Regions from separate parts of the Homo sapiens genome. Here region 1 is linked to region 2. A link is a loop called in an ENCODE intact Hi-C map of the cell type or tissue named here. Cell type or tissue: heart left ventricle. All regions are shown on one strand. Each heading gives the region's core, and the rest is flanking DNA. Links, peaks and the distances in the headings are about the cores only.

Evidence for each region. Peaks named below come from ENCODE experiments on the same cell type or tissue, not always from the same donor. Only the 100,000 strongest peaks of a DNase experiment are listed, where the experiment ranks them.
Region 1: it touches region 2 in a loop (9-fold over the local background); 1 of 110 quality-filtered maps calls a loop at or near these places.

The regions. Positions count from the first base shown.
Region 1 is chr2:231,320,420-231,324,811 of GRCh38, reverse strand. All of the region lies in intron 19 of ARMC9 (armadillo repeat containing 9), which reads right to left. Among named protein-coding and RNA genes, the nearest start is that of MIR4777, 40 kb to the left of the region's middle. In heart left ventricle, for the core only: no CTCF peak of the experiment used is centred there; DNase peaks (open chromatin) are centred at 2,601 and 3,501; H3K27ac peaks cover 921 bases.
Region 2 is chr2:231,254,800-231,259,191 of GRCh38, reverse strand. It overlaps ARMC9 (armadillo repeat containing 9), which reads right to left. Exons shown (of 25, transcript NM_001352754.2): 10 at 2,572-2,606; 11 at 90-201. It also overlaps the pseudogene RPS28P4. Among named protein-coding and RNA genes, the nearest start is that of ARMC9, 58 kb to the right of the region's middle. In heart left ventricle, for the core only: no CTCF peak of the experiment used is centred there; no DNase peak of the experiment used is centred there.

The sequences.
Region 1 (4,392 bases), core at 154-4,153, 66 kb before region 2:
GAGTCACTGTACCTGTCTTCATTTTGGTTTATTTTATTTATTTATTTATTTAGTTAGTTATCTATTTAGAGATGGAGTTTTGCTTTTGTTGCCCAGGCTGAGTGCAATGGTGTGATCTCCACTCACCACAACCTCCGCCTCCTCGGTTCAAGTGATTCTCTCGCCTCAGCCTCCCGAGTAGCTGGGATTATAGGCAGGCGCCACTACTAATTTTGTATTTTCAGTAGGGACGGGGTTTCTTCATGTTGGTCAGGCTGGTCTCGAACTCCCAACCTCAGGTGATCTGCCCACCTTGGCCTCCCGAAGTGCTGGGATTACAGGCGTGAGCCACTGTGCTTGGCCTTTTTTTTTTTTTTTAATTAAAACAAAGCTGTTTTTTAATTAAACGTACTTTATAGGCCGCGTGGCCTATAATCCCAGCACTTTGGGAGGCCGAGGTGGGCGGATTACGAGGTCAGGCGTTCAAGACCAGCCTGGCCAATATGGTGAAACCCCGTCTTTACTAAAAATACAAAAATTAGCTGGGCGTGGTGGCGTGTGCCTGTAGTCCCAGCTACTCAGGAGGCTGAGGCAGAAGAATCGCTTGAACCTGGGAGGCGGAGGTTGCAGTGAGCCGAGATTGCACCACTGCACTCCAGCCTGGGCAACAGAGCAAGACTACATCACAAAAAAAAAAAAAAAAAAAAAAGTACTTTACAATTAAATTTGCTGAGAATTGATAGGCCCTCCCTAACCTCCAGAAACACAGGACAGTTTCTGCATTTGTTCCTAATATTTGCTACCCATTAATAAAAGTTAACTTGAATTGCAGCTTAGCAGTGTGAGCAGGGGGCCTGGGGCAGAACCAGGGCCCCGCAGCTGACCTGCTCACAACAGGGACAGTTGGCTTCCGCTGCCTCAGTTTCTCTAGTGCAACATGCAGGCAAACGCTATTGTTATTTCAATGTCAAATGCATAGATGTAAGAAAACTGAGGTGAAAATCATCACCAAATTGATGGTTCTTGGTTTAAAAAGTTTTGTACCAAGGTTCTAATTCAGAAAGACATGATTCTTGTCAGCGCCTCATTTTCTCTAGCTAGTAAATGGGATCACTTGGCTGCCTCCTTTAAAATCATGACTTACTGATGGAAGAAATTTCTTAAATTCTCTGCTTTTGGAACGCCATGATACTGTGTAGATATAAACAAGTCACTGCCATGGTTTCTGAGAAACACTGAAACCGGCGAAAAGGGAACGGAGGCATCCTTAGGGCTTGGGAGGGGAGAGAGCGGAAGCAAACTGAGCTGCGCTAGTTGAGGTGGGAAGGGCAGCTTAACAAAGAAGCCAGAGCTTCATTCAACCGTTCCCAGTAACACCTGCAGGCAGAGGAGCCCACTACCTGCGGTGGGAAATGTAAGCAGAGAACCTCCCAGCAATGAAGCTTGCTGATAGCAGGCGCTTGCTCCACTTTCTCAATCAGTGCCAGGCAGATGAAAACAACTCTGAGGATGTATCTGGACTTTTAATAATGGGCAAACCCAGAGGTGAGGCCAAGAGGCACCCTCTGAGAATGCCAACTCAGGCCTTCCAGCTGGGAGGGGAGCCACTGCTGCCATCAGTTCTCCCCCCATTTTTTTTTTTAAGAGACAGGTTTTTGCTCTGTAGCTCACGTTGGAGTGCAGTGGTATGATCACAGCTCACTATAGCCTCTAACTCCTGGCCTCAAGCATTCCTCCCACCTTAGCCTCCTGAAGTGCTGGGATTACAGGCATGAGCCACCGTGCCCTGCTCGGGGAAAGAATTCTGCTAGCCTCTCTCAATGCAAGCCTGGCAAGGTGCTGGGTGCACTGGGCGACAAGGGCACCAGCCACTGTGCTAACTTGTCTGAGCTGCTTGTGAATTCCAAACGAAACGACATATTTTAAAATCTACTTTGTGAAGTAAGGGAGTGATGGATAAAGAAATACTCAAGAATAAATGCCTCGTTAGGGTGGGTCTTAAATACCATTGTTGGAGGAATTTGACTAAAATTACTGGTCTTTATGTACCAGAGCAGAATGCATCAGATTACTAATGTTAGAGCTCAGTGATAACTGATTACTTCAAGAAATTAAGAATGCCTCATAAAAAAGGCGCTCGAGCTGAGATGAATTTAGATGTCCTAATGCGAAGCTTCCCCATGGCAGCTTGGTGACCTTATGACATTACAAGATGCTTAACTGGAGGCTTTCGATACATAATACTCCAGACAAACCAGATTCTAAGCAACTGGCCTGAAAACAAAACTAAGGGTGACCACTAAATGCATTTGAAAACTCAGATTCTTACAGATAGAATGCAGAGCAGAATGTGTTCAGGCGGTTTTACACATGACAAGTGAAAGTATCCGGTGTGCTTTCCACTTGAAATAATTATAAGACTTCTATAAGTAGTTTAAATTTGAGACACCTTCTCAGAACGCTGAATTGTAAATCTCACTCTTTGTGAAAATAAGGGAAAAACACTCCACATGGGAGAGCGAGGGTGGACTGAGGTGACCAGGCCAGGCAGCGTGAGGCGCTGACTTCCCCAGTGGAATGGGCCCTGGCCACGTGTGCAGCTTTCCTCCTGAGCACGTGCCCACGACTGCAGATGGAAGCACGTCCGGGATCCTTGAGGGCTCCCCGCGACGCGGAGAAGTCTCCCTCTACATTCATTTCCCCATTCACAAAAATGCAGCCCAGGGTATGACAGTTGGTTTCACAACCAGACCAGTTCATTAAATAAGGATATGACAGAAACCGGAGAACCCAAACAACCTTTACTTCCCTAATTCTCCCAGTCTCTTGCTTTCGCCGCTCAGTTTACTTGCTTAAACTTTTTCTGTACTCTAAGCAAAAACAGCAAGAAATGTGGAGATGATGGCAAAGTCGCCCTAGGAAAAGCAGGGCTTATCGCAATATTTAATACACCCAATAAGAGAAGACCTGGAGGCTCAGTGGGACAGGAAGTGAAAGAGCAGAAAGCTTCCATGAGGTTAGAGGGAGAGGGACCCAGTGCCCCAGCAGTACCACAGACACCGCGCTTCACATGGAGAAGAGGAAGAGGGTAACCGAAATCAGGGCCCCTTCCAAACAGGATCCTAAGAGTGTGCTCAGGACACAACGGGCAAAGGGGAACAAAAGACCTAGGGACCAAGGCAGGGTATGTCCCCGCCCCAACCTGGAGCAAGTGAAGATGGGCTAGTTAAGAAGAAACCACCACTCCAGGACTGGACACACTCCTGACCCAATGAAGGGATTTTCTTACATGCCAGCAGGAATGTCATAAAGACAAAAAAAACTATTATTCAATATAATGTCTATGTTCTGAAATACTGTTTAGATGAATCTTAAAGTTTCACAGAAAAAACCTCAGGAAAAACTCCCAGGCTGCTGCTACCCAAAGTGTGGCCTGGGACCAGCCTCCTCCCACCCCTCCTTTCCCCACTGAGGGTGCTCTACTTCTCTGCCAGCTGCTTTCCATCCCCGCTCCATCCGGGCCAGCCCTGGCCTTGGCTCTCTCTAATTCTGGCCAGGCAGCACATGAGGAACCTCCACTCCAGCAGACTTCGGCTTGCCTCTAGACCAGTCAGGCCAGTCTGTCTCTAGATCGCAAGGGCGGCGTTAAAAACAGCTGACAGGCATTGAGTCTGCCTGGCACTTGACATGGATTGTTTCATTTGATCCTCACAAGCACCTGATGAAAAGGGTATTAATATTCTCGCTTTACAGATGAGAACACTGAGGCTTGGTGAGGTTCACCAGCTTGCCCAAAGCCACACACAGCTGGTAAGTTGTCAGGCAGGACTCAAACACAGGGAGTTAGCTTCTGAACCCTTTCTTGGTGTTCAGATTCTGCCAGTCACTGACTCGACATTCAGCAAGTATTAACCATGCATCTATCATTTTTGTGGGTCTCTGGCAGGTATAGAGAGGCTTCCATGCTTGGCCCCACCTGTTCCCTGTTGCCTTGGACTTGGAATAAGGACAGGAAGAGCATGCTGATCAAATGCACACATGATACAAGACAAGGATGTGATCCAATACCTCAGTGAGCTGTGACCATCAGCTCACCTGCCAATAAGATGCCTACCAGGGATTAAGACAGGTCCCAGCCTTGGCTTTAATGCCACCCCCTGCCACTGCCTTTTCTGGATTAGGCTTATTCTATATAGCTCCAGAAGAAAGACCAGCGAGTGGACACTATACGGAAGAAAAGGAAGGAAAGGACACTATCTTTTTTTTTTTTTTTTGTCCATGAGGGGCCACAGATGAACTTGCTGTTCACATCTCTGTCATGATGATTTATCCCTATTTTTACAGATGAAAAAACAAATATAAATAAAAATATAAAGGTAGACAGGGTCTTAATGAGTGAGGCTTTGAATACTA
Region 2 (4,392 bases), core at 327-4,326:
ATGGGTTAAAAGATATAAGCAAGGTAGCCAGCCAAGAAAACCAGCACTGGTTTGGTTTTGTTTTCTAACTTTAAGACAAAGGTACCTACCCAGCGCAGAGCCTGCAACAAGAAGGCTTTCAAGCGGTCACTCCCCAAAATCAAATCCTTCTTCAGTTTCTCATAATCCAAGGAGGGCAGTAATGGGACATCCTTCAATTTCCTACTCAGCAACACAAGTTCAAAGAGAAAGAAAAGGGCAAAAGGGCATGTTTATTACACCTCCTGAGCATTATGACACCCAAGCTAGAGCCTGCTGTTCCCATGGGCTCCCAGCATGACCTCCCGGCTTCCACTTGGAGGGCGGGCTGGGTTCTAGGCTCCTACCTCAGCTTCAACCAGCTCAGCTCTGCCTATTCTGTTGGATGGACTTAGGTTCTGTTTAACATTTTTCCTAAAACAAGGAGTCTTTGCCTGAACAGATTTAGAAACCCCTACATTCACCTTCAGCCAGACCTCCCTAGCATAGGGAAGAAATCACCTTGAGGGCATCATGACTTTCCACTGAAGTTCTGTTTAGAATTTTGGACATAATTCAAAGAAAATTAGCATCAGCAGGCCCCAAGAGTTCTACCTAAACACCTGAAGCCACTGTTCCTCTCAAGCCTGAGCTACTGGACCGGGGGAATATGAACAACAGTCAGGAAACAAGTGTGAAGAGTAAGCAGTCGGGGGCCGGGCGTGGTGGCTCAGGCCTGTAATCCCAGCACTTTGGGAGGCCTGTGCGGGTGGATCACCTAAGGTCAGGAGTTCGAGACCAGCCTGGCCAACATGGTGAAACCCCGTCTCTACTAAAAACACAAAATTAGCCGGGCATAGTGACACGCGCCTGTAGTCCCAGCTACTCGGGAGGCTGAGACAGGAGAATCGCTTGAACCCAGGAGGCAGAGGCTGCAGTGAGCCGAGATCGCACCACTCCGGTCTAGGCAAGACACAGCAAGACTCCGTCTCAAAGAAAAGAAAAAAAAGAAAAAAAGAGTAATTAGGTGGGTGGCTTAGCCCTCCAAGGAGGTAGAAGGTGTGGTCAGGAAGCAGCATGGGAACATAGGCAGGAGATGGGTTGTAGGACAATTTGCAGACCCTCCTCAGGGAGACTCCAAAGACCTCTGGGGAGCCAGGTTTCAGTGAGGAGAGACCTTGGATTGGAGATCCACACAGCTCAGACTGCCCTGCCACCCACCTTCGGTCAGCCAGAAACAAAAGGAATCACCTCAGCTTCCTTGTCGCTAAAACAAGCGTCTTCACGTTTTGTTTTATTGTTGTTTTATTGTAGAAAAGATTAGAGGGCATAGAAAAACTGGTGAGACTAAATGAGGTTTGCAGTCTAGTTCACAGTACTGTATCAATGATAGTTTCCTAATTTTGGTGTAATACTACAGTATTATGCCAAATGCTAAGTGTTGTATACGTATTAACTAATTTTGATCCTCACAATAATCCTATAATAGAATTACTATGATTCTCCTCATTTTGTAAGTGAGGAAACTGAGGCACAGAGAAATTAAACAAGTAATCCCCAGTCACAGGGAGGGTAGCAGGGGTGGGCTTTTAACCCTAGCAGTCTGTGCAGTGATACTGCTGCCAAAGTGGTAGGAGAGAATAAAGCGTGGGGTCAAGGTCAGACTCAGGCAGGGCTGAGGGAGGAGGAAGGCTGTGGGCATCTCAGGTGTGTGAGGAATCACACAGCACCCGTCTTCCCCTCCTCTCCCGCAAAGCTGGCTCAGAGGGTCCCAGAAGCCACCCTGGTCCTCATGCCCAAGTCAAAGGTTCTCAACTTCCTTGCCACCACAGCATCAGACACTCGTAAGGGGGACAGCCCAACTCATCAGGACAGGAGTGCTCAGGCATACACAGGGCTGCCCATGGCCTTGATCACAGTGTGAACCAGCAGACAACATAAATTCAGACAGTGCAACACTCTGTGGATTGCACTATGATAGCAGATTAGATTCACTTCTATACAATACCATATGAACAATTCAACAGGTTTTTTTGTTTGAGGCTTCCTTACCAAAAGAATAGAATTAACAATATAAGATGGCCAGGCGCGGTGGCTCACGCCTATATTCCCAGCACTCTGGGAGGCCAAAGGGGGTGGATCACTTGCGGTTGGGTGTTCAAGACCAGCCTGACCAACATGGAGAAAACCCGTCTTTATTAAAAATACAAAATTAGCCGGGCGTGGTGGCGTATGCCTGTAATCGGGAGACTGAGGCAGGACAATCGCTTGAACCCAGGAGGCGGAGGTTCTGGTGAGCTGAGATTGCACCACTGTACTCCAGCCTGGGCAACAAGAGCGAAACTCTGTCTCAAAAAAACAAACAAACAAAAAAACCACACAGGCAATAAAAAATAATTCTAGTTTAACAACATTACTTATAAGTACTCGTATTTCCTTTAATATTCACATGTAGCTCTAGCTCAAAGGCATTCCTCTAACCTAGGCTGCTAAGTGTTTATTAAAGACACTTTGAATTCCCGTTTTACACATTGCTGTTCTCCTTAATAAAAATTCCTAAGAGCAGTTACTTACACGGGTGCCAAGGAGGCTCGTAACATGGTGGATGCCTGGGGGGAAGAGGACAGAAGAAAACAGATGGTGTTAAACACTGATAGCAATGCACGGATCCCAAATCACCCTAATAGCATGGAATCAACAGATGTGCAAGTTAGGTTTTTTGGGTTTTTTTTTTTGGTTTTTTTTTTTAACTTGAAACACAAACGCTTTATTTAAAGGAGCATCTCAATTCCGTGTGGCGGACAAAAAAAAAGGAGCAGACTGTGACAGACCATTCCCATCGGCCAAGTGGTCGAACCCGACATCCAAGACCCAGCGAGCAAGCAAGCTCAGCGCAACCTCCGGGCTTCTCGCTCTGACTCCAAAAGGGTGAGCACGTCGCCCTCGCGCACGGGGCCTTTTACATTGCGGATGATGGATCGGCTCGTGTCGTCCATGAATTCCACGCGCACCTGCGTGCACTGTCCCTGAGAGCCGGTCCTGCCCAGGACCTTGGTGACCCTGGCCAGCTTGATAGGCTGCACACGGCTGGTGTCCATGATGGCGGCGCGGCGGCGGTCTGGCGGAGAGGCGGTTTTTTTGTTTTTGTTTTTTTTGAGACTGAGTCTTGCTCTGTCACCCAGGCTGGAGAGCAGTGGCGCAATCTTGGCTCACCGCAACCTCCGCCTACCGGGTTCACGCCATTCTCCTGCCTCAGCCTCCTGAGTAGCTGGGATTACAGGCACCTGCCACCATGCTCAGCTAATTTTGTTTAGTATTTTTAGTAGAAACGGGGTTTCACCGTGTTAGCCAGGATGGTCTCAATCTCCTGACCTCGTGATCCGCCCACCTCGGCCTCCCAAAGTGTTGGGATTACAGGCGTGAGCCACTGCGCCTGGCCCAGATGTGCAAAGTTTTAATCCACCAGGATTCACCAACCAAAGTCACATACGATGTAAAAATCAACCCAAACTAAAGTTACACACCACTAATCCAGCTCACAGCCTACCCAGCCCTGGTTTGATGTTACACCACTCCAAGAAAAACTCTAGAGGCTGCTCTGCCTACGGAGTAACCATTCTTTGATTCCTTTATTTTCTTTAGAAAAAAAACAAAAACAACCAAACAAAAAAAAATCCTCTATGGAAAACGATGGGTTCTCCCTGACCAAACTCCCAGGGGCATTTCAAACTGCCTAGTTAAATACATTGTGAAGAACAAAAGCAATATGAATCATTATATTATTCTGGTTTTTTTCTTTATTAAGATTTTCTCTTCAAGTATAAAAATGTGCACTTTGTACCAAGTCAAACATTTTCTACACGTGTTTAAAAAACATTAACAACCCCTCTTCCACCCCACTCTCTTTTAATCCTGATCCTGTCCATAGGCAAAATCATCACCTACTTTACGGAGATTCTTGTCCCATTTATTTTGTGTGTGTGTGTGTGTGTGTGTGTGTGTGTGTGTGTGTGTTTCTTTTTGCCACTACAGGTAGTGCTGTATTATGTACTAAAATACATCTGAGAAACATATAAGCAGATACAGTGTGTAGTGCTTGTTTGAACTGACTCAAATAAACCAACTGTAAAAAGATATTTTGAGAAAATAAGGAAAATCTTGAATATGGAGTGGACTGGTATTAGATACTAAGGAATTAGTGTTAACTGTATTTGGTGTTGTGGCTATGTGCTTGTATATTAAAGCCTCTGATCAGTTAGAAATGTATATTGAATGATTTACAGGTGACATGACATGTTTGGAATTGGCTTTTAAAGAACTCCAGGGTGGGGGCAGGGAATAAGTAGAGGAGAAGAAAGCAAGCAAGATTAGTGAAATGCCATTTATTGCTGAAGC